Regions from separate parts of the Homo sapiens genome. Here regions 1 and 2 are each linked to region 3. The links are chromatin loops, found by intact Hi-C in ENCODE. Cell type or tissue: IMR-90. All regions are shown on one strand. Region 1 has its middle 22 kb from the start of KPNA2. Region 2 overlaps BPTF (bromodomain PHD finger transcription factor). Region 3 has its middle 43 kb from the start of AMZ2.

What was found. A loop is a pair of places that touch in the nucleus more often than their neighbours do. Peaks named below come from ENCODE experiments on the same cell type or tissue, not always from the same donor. Only the 100,000 strongest peaks of a DNase experiment are listed, where the experiment ranks them.
Region 1: it touches region 3 in a loop (5-fold over the local background); 18 of 110 quality-filtered maps call a loop at or near these places.
Region 2: it touches region 3 in a loop (7-fold over the local background); 4 of 110 quality-filtered maps call a loop at or near these places.

The regions. Positions count from the first base shown.
Region 1 is chr17:68,056,316-68,058,815 of GRCh38, reverse strand. No RefSeq gene overlaps it. Among named protein-coding and RNA genes, the nearest start is that of KPNA2, 22 kb to the right of the region's middle. In IMR-90, a CTCF peak has its summit at 1,114 (motif pointing left); no DNase peak of the experiment used is centred here.
Region 2 is chr17:67,962,082-67,964,581 of GRCh38, reverse strand. BPTF (bromodomain PHD finger transcription factor) reads right to left here. Exons shown (of 28, transcript NM_182641.4): 25 at 178-370. Among named protein-coding and RNA genes, the nearest start is that of C17orf58, 33 kb to the left of the region's middle. In IMR-90, a CTCF peak has its summit at 1,127 (motif pointing left); a DNase peak (open chromatin) is centred at 1,141; H3K27ac peaks cover 179 bases.
Region 3 is chr17:68,204,185-68,206,684 of GRCh38, reverse strand. It overlaps a transcript of AMZ2 not described here. Among named protein-coding and RNA genes, the nearest start is that of AMZ2, 43 kb to the left of the region's middle. RefSeq lists silencers at 673-722, 803-932, 943-1,472. In IMR-90, a CTCF peak has its summit at 1,256 (motif pointing right); a DNase peak (open chromatin) is centred at 1,224; H3K4me3 peaks cover 1,938 bases; H3K27ac peaks cover 463 bases.

The DNA of each region.
Region 1 (2,500 bases), 150 kb after region 3:
AAAAGCAGATCTCCTAATCTCGGTGAAATTGTAGGTAAAACTCCAAGTAGAATACCCAAAATAAATTGTATAAGTAATGATAATATATCATAATGTATTTATCATATGCATATATATTAGATATATTTGGAATATATAGGTATTATGTATTCTAAATTTCCATCATCTATCTATCTATCTCCATCTGTCTATCTATAGTCACCCCAAAGGCTAAAAGAAAGTTTTCCACACTCAAGAGTGAAATGGGGCTGGGCTCAGTGGCTCACGCCTGTAATCCCAACACTTTGGGAGGCTGAGGCAGGAGGATTGCTTGAGGCCAGAAGTTCAAGACCAAGACCAGCCTGGGCAACATAATGAGACCCTGTCTCTACAAAAAAATATAAAAATTAGCCAGCTATGGTGGTGCACACCTGTAGTCCCAGCTACTCGGTAGGCTGAGGTGGGAGGATTGCTAAGGGCAGGAGGTGGAGGCTGTATTAAACCATGATTGCTCCACTGCACTCCAGTCTGGGTAACGAACTGAGACCCTGTCTCAAAAAAAAAAAAAAAAGAAAGAAAAAGAAAGAGAGAGAGAGTGAAATGGAACAAATTATACATCCTTTGCATGACAAGAAAGAGGTAGAAGAATAACATTGTGGAGGGCCTGGTTTCTCTGAAGGAGCTGTTGAAATCTGCTCTATGATCAGAAGGGGACATGATTGTAGGTGGAGGCTGGAAAAAGGCTGTTTGAGCAACTGTTTAGATTTTGGGTTAAACCATTTGGCACAGCTTGAAAAATATTATGCTCTCAAAAAAAATCTATTTATCCAAGATCCATCTATCTATCTATCATCTATCTATCTATCTATCTATCTGAAATGAAATTAGTTGCCCCCTTAAACTCCTGCTTTGTAAACTAACACTGACTGAGAGCTTACTTGTTGAGCTGCGTATTCAAATCACCTTTAAAGCACTGGTAGGAGTTAGATACTAGTTTTATCCTCATTTTGCTGAGTTGAAAAGTGAGGCACAGAGCAGTTAAGCAACTTGCTGGACGTCACACAGCTATTAGGTGTCAGAGCTGGATTGAAATTCAAATCTGATTCCAGAGCCAATGCTATTTGCCACTAAGCTCTACTGCCTCCCTGTGGCGGTTTTCCAGTCAGGAGGGAGTCTTCAGCTTTCACAAATACTATACCTCCCTCGCCCACAACACACAGAACTCAGTCTCCCCCTGTTGCTTTTCATAGCAAACCCTATGCCCTGTGTTCATATTTTTGACATGCATAAAATCTTGGCACACCATGAGAAAACAAATACTTTGTTGATGTGTGTGTGTGTGTGAACCAATAACTTCCACTTTCTGTCTTTCTAAACTATTAGAAGGAAAAACATTTGTTCTCACCCTTCCCATTTTTTGTTCGTTTGTTTGTTTTTTGAGACGGAGTTTCTCTCTTGTTGCCCAGGCTGGAGTGTAATGGCATGGTCTCAGCTCACTGCAACCTCCGCCTCGCAGGTTCAAGTGATTCTCCTGCCTCAGCCTCCCAAGTAGCTGGGATTACAGGCCCCTGCCACCATGTCTGGCTACTTTTTGTATTTTTAGTAGAGATAGGGTTTCGCCATGTTGATCAGGCTGGTCACGAACTCCTGACCTCAGGTGATCTGCCCACCTCAGCCTTCCAAAGTGCTGGGATTACAGGCGTGAGCCACCGCACCCGGTCCTCACCGTTCCTATGTAAAGCCAAAAGCATTCACTCACTGTCCATCCACAGCACAGGTTGGAAGCCACTTAGGAGCCCTGGGGGTTGAATCTAGTGAAGAGAATCTGACGATGCCTGGTGCACTCTGGGGTGAATTCATTTTGACACCTAGCTCTGAATTTTTAGAAATATCGTTGTTCTTAATATTGGTGTTTTAGATAAAGGAGGCACATTAGTTTTCTTTTTCTTTTTTTGAGATAGAGTCTCACTGTATCACCCAGGCTGGAGTCCAGTGGTGCAATCTCAGCTCACTGCAGCCTTGACCTCCCTGGCTCAAGCGATCCTCCCACCTCAGCCTCCCAAGTAGCTGGGACTACAGGTGCACACCACCACGCCTGGCTAATTTTTGTATTTTGTAGAGACGGGGTTTTGTCATGTTGCCCAGGCTGGTCTTGAACTCCTGGACTCAAGCAATCCTCCTGCTTTGGCCTCTCAAAGTGCTGGGATTATAGGAGTGAGCCACCGCACTCAGCTGAAATGTTCCATGTCTTTATCTGGATGGTGGTTACCTGGGTGTCCATGTAGGTAAAAATGCATTGAGTGGCTGGGTACAGTGGCTCACTCCTGTAATCCCAGCACTTTGGGAGACTGAGGCAGGAGGGTCACTTGAGTCCAGGAGTTCAAGACCAGCCTGAGCAATATGGCGAAACCCAATCTCTACTAAAAATACAAAAATTAGCTGGGCATTGTGACTTGGGCCTGTAATCCCACATACTCATGAGGCTGAGGCACAAGAATCACTTGAAGCCGGGAGGCAGAGG
Region 2 (2,500 bases), 240 kb after region 3:
TATGGTAAAGCTCATGGCACTGGTACGTGAAGGACTGCAGTTTGTTAGGCACTTCACTAGACTAGCTGGGAGTCAGTAAATAATCATTCTAAGATTGGAAACTTGAAATCCTAGAAATGCTTCCAAAATTATGCTGGCTGATTTCATTTTGAAATGCTGCACACAGAGGGGTCTCACCTGTAAGGAACGGAGCACCCTCTTCAACCCCTCATAATCCTTCTCTGTTAGTGGCGTGAGCACTGTCATGGCATCCTCTGTTGACTGGCACTGTGGACAGACATACTCATCAATGAGCTCTGCCTCACTTTGCAAGATGCCAACGCAGCGCCCATGGTACCAATTCTGACACCGATCACAGCCAATATAAAATCTGCAAGATCCGAAATGGAAATGTGAGTTCAAAACACATGGGATGATGTTACTTATAATAAAGCATGCACCTGAAAATTTGCTAAACCCTGGGATATAAAATAGTTTTAGTATTATGGTTTTAATACTTTCAAGATTGACATTCCAGTTCATTAATTTAGTATTTTTGATGTTAAGAACAAGCAGTAAAAAAATTTATAAGAACACTGTGTAATACTGGAGAACCAATTTAAAGATAAATATGAAACATTCAATTGATTTTAAAGCTGAAAACAAAGCCAAAAATCTTTCAACTAGTACTGTACCATATGGGTGTTCAAAATCCTATAAGCTAATAACAGAGTCTCAGAGCTTGTACCCAAATTAGTGTTTTTCTAACCTACAATAAAGCACCATTTCAAACACTGATAAAGTCCAAACAAGTCAGGCTATTTTAATCTCATTAATTTCTATGTTACATATTGAAGAATCAAATCTACCATTAAACCACATTTTCCCCAATGTGTCTCAAACATTCACTATGAAGCAAGATAAATTTTGAAGGGTAGGTAAAAAGGGAAAAAGAGAAAAATGAAAAGGAATTTGTAATGTAAGTGTATAATAAATGTAGAAAAAAATCTGCTTTTTATTTTAAAATAAATAAGTAACCAGTCAGAGCAATTTGGCTTCCTAAATTATTAAATATGATGCTCTTATCAGAACTCACTGTGACTCATCATAAGGTGTTCTGCAGATACAGTACAATTCCTCACTGCTGCCCTCTTGTGCCCGTTTACAATCATTACAGATGTACACATCCATTTTCTTAGCCTCCTTTTCTGTGATGCCAACACATTCTCCATGATACCAGTTAGTACAAAGATCACAGCCAATATAGAACCTAAAAGTATTCACAATGAAAATGACAATGTAATTGTCATTTTGAGCTGCATGGTACTTAAATCTGTCTTCCCTGCCTTGATTCACTTTTTTACAGTGTAACTTCCTGCAATGAGTCAGCTAAACATTTCTGAATCCAACCATTCTACTCCTGGCAAACTCCAGTATCTGATGCTCTATCACATGTGGAAACATAAAGTCACTCACATCAGTTTCAACAAGTACACTGCTTAGTGAAATATGGGTCTTTAAAAACATACTGGAATTTGAAAAAAGAAACAACACATTGATGGTAATGTCTTCCTCTGAATGAATGTGTGTAAAACTGTAACAGGCACAAAAACCAAAGCCAAAGAATCAAAGACTTACATCTGTCAAACCTATTCCACAGAAGCCATTTCAATATCAGGGCTATTTCTTAGATAGGTTTGAAAATGTATCTCACAATTTAAATTTGAAAACAAAGCAAAGCGCAAACACCAAGTAGAAGTTACACTACAAGGAACATGCAGGTCAGCCAGGTGTAGAAGATAAATGGTCAAAATATGATATGAAGAAGAAAACTAAGAAAGTACATAGAGTAATTCAATCTCTACCAGGTTTTCTGAATAAACATTGGAATTTAATCGAATTAAAAATAACCTCTCATAATGGAATATGGCACGGGCCAGTTTTCCTGTTAATATAATGTTTGTGACAATGTGGGCAGTGGCCTGGCTAACTAACGGGCAGGGAACGTGGAAGGAGATGCTTCAGTTCAACACCGGGGACAAGGTGTGGAGAATGATGCAAGGATAGTTATCCAAAGCCTGTGAGGGTCTACACTGCTTGGCAAGGGGGAGCTGTGTAAATGTGTGATTGTGGAGAGCAGAGTGGCCTCTGTAACAAAAGACCTAATGACAAAAGGAAAAGTAAATGTAACAAACGCTTACACAGTGTGTCTATAAGTGTTGATAGGCACTGTGTAGGAACACCATGTCAAAGTCATAGTGAGAATTACCATGAATCACAGGGAACCAGACTGGCCTTGCTGATACCATTGGCACTCTTAGTTCTACCAAGGCATTTCTTGGCAGATTCACCTAGAGGAATGGAAGTCGTCCTCAAGCTTCAAATTGACCTGCTTCATGAATGTGAAGGAATAATATATGGTTATGTAGTTTATCCTGTTACCACTAACTTTTTTCTTTTTTTCTTTTGTCTCGCTGTATAGCCCAGGCTGCAGAGCAGGGGCAGGATCACGGCCCCCTGC
Region 3 (2,500 bases):
AATAAAAATCTGAAAGAAACCACATTAGAAATGCAAAGAGGTTTGTAAAACAAGAGGCTTCTTTCATTCCAGAAAACCAGACCAAAACAAGGGGAAAGAAATGAATGCAATGGATACGTGTTTGCCAAAGTTTCAATCCTGCCCGGTGGAGACACTGCACTGGCACAAATTTTGAAGAGGAAAAAGAGGAGGTTGGGGGGGAGAGAGAGAGCGAGCGAGTGTAGCCTGCAAACTGCAACAATGCAATCTCCATTTTTAACAATGCGCCTCTTTCCTCTTGTAAATCTAGTTTTTTGCCACTTGATGTGCCCTCGCATTTCCCCTCTGTTTGGGGGGGAGGCGGGGTTGGGGGGAGATCGGAGCAGGATGCACAGCACACGAGTGAGCAAGGGGGGAGGGCAGAGGAGGTGGGGAAGGAGTCTGCAGCAACTGGGCTGGGTGGGTACCTGGAGTGCTGCTGTAGGTACTATGGCTCCTGAAGCTGCTTTCTGTGCAGTAACTGGCGTCGTCGTCGTCTTCCAGCTCCTCCAGATAATCGGAATCAGCCTCGTCCTCCTCCATCTCATGCTCCTCGTTGTCCTCAGACTCCTGGGTCTCCTCGACGTCGCCGTCCTCTTCCTCCTAGCTCCCGTGGTCATCGTACACCACTTTGTTCACGGCCCTCCGGGCCGCGGTGGTCCGGGCCAGGTGGCCGCCGCCGCCGCCGCCGCCCCCGCCTCCTCGCCCCTTCCACCCGGGCGCTGGTGCTTGGGGGACCAGCGGCGGCTTCCTCCGGCTACTGCTGCTCCCCCCTGGGCGAGCTCAGCCACGGCTTGGAGGCTGCCTCAACCTAGGCGGCGGCGGCGGCCCACCTGCCCCTGCTGCTCGCGGTGCCGCGAGCTGAGCCCCCCGATGGGTCCGGACTTGGGCGGCGGCGGCGGCGGGGCCGGGGCAGGGGCCGGGGCAGGGGCCGGGGCGCAGCGCTCCGCAGCGGAAGCCGCAGGCTGCTTGGGCTGCCTGCCCCGCCTGCCCCTAATGTCGGAGCCGAGGACGGGGGAGAAGGGAAAGCGGAGGAGGAGGGACGGGCGCGGGTGGGGAGGCCTGCGAGGCCGCGCGGGAGGGCCCCGGTCGGCAGAAGCGGGTGGAGGGAAAAGGCTCATTCCGAATTGCTGGGGCCCCACTCAGGATCGGCTTCAGCCGCCCTCTTGTTTCATCCCTCTCCCGCAGCGCGGTCACGTGAGATGCGCCACAGAAGAGCCTGAGACCGAGTGAGGCGGCGCGGCAGCCGCTAGGGGGAGCGCGGGGGCGTCGAGTCGGGAGCGCGGAGCCCGGAGCGCCTGGGCTCGGCGCAGCGCGGTGCGCCTGGACTCGGGGCGCGGATGGCGCGGCTGAGAGGGGCGCGTAGCTCGCGAAATGCCCGGCGTCAAAGGCCTTCGGAGACCAGTCTCCGCGGACCCCTGGCTGGAGCCCAAAGCCGGCCAGACCTCCTCCCCGCGTCTCCCCTTCCGCGGCTCGGAGAGGAAGGCAGGGGAGCCCCCAAATATCATTCCCCTCCCGCCCCCTAGGGAAACTGATGCTGAAAGAGCCAGCGAGAGAAAGAAAAAAAAAAGTCGCTGAGGGGGGCGGCCCGAGCGACCGAAGGCACCGGACAGCGCCAGCGACGGAGGGAAACTTGGGGCGGGGGGGGGACAGGGAGACAAGCCCCCAGAATTTTGGAAACCCCAAAGCTTGGAGCTGGAGTCCTGAAATTGACTCCGATGACAGCTGCTCCGGATCCTTGCCAGGAGCCACGCCCCGGGCTGCCACGCCCGGAGGGAGGGGCGCCCTAAGACCTGTTGCGTGGAATGCCCACTTGGAAAGCCTCAGTAAACTCCAGAACGCAACTACTGCACGTTCCAATGTCCCGCCACCTTCCCAGTGCCCCAGGTGGGACTTTGACCACCTCAGCAAGAACTTACCTCTCCTTTGCAGTGGAAAAGAGGGAATCCTGCCTAAAACCTACTTCACGGTGTTAAATGTTTGTATTATTGGGAAATAACCTTAATTTATTGACCTGACAAGTCACTAGGTTTCAGCTTAGCCCAAAGGACGAATCATGATGACATTTCAGGCACCCTCAAACCTTATCACAGCGACTCAACCCTGAGTGGTTGAGGTCAGCTCTTCAGATAAAAGAAAGGTACATATTAATATTTATTGAGAGAAGTGACAACCGAAAAGTAATTTAAAGAAAAATAGTTGGCTGGGCGTGGTAGCTCACACCTGCAATCCCAGTCCTTTGAGAGGCCAAGGCCGGATGATAGCTTGAGGTCAGGAGTTCAAGACCAGCCTGAGCAACATAGCAGGACCTCGTCTCTAGAAAAATTTTGAAAAAATTAGCTGGGCATGGTGGTGTGCACCTGTGGTCCCAGCTACCCGAGAGGCTGAGGTGGGAGGACTGCTTGAACCTGGGAGGTGGATGTTGCAGTGAACTGTGATTGCACCACTGAACTCCAGCCTGGGTAACAGAGCAAGACCCTGT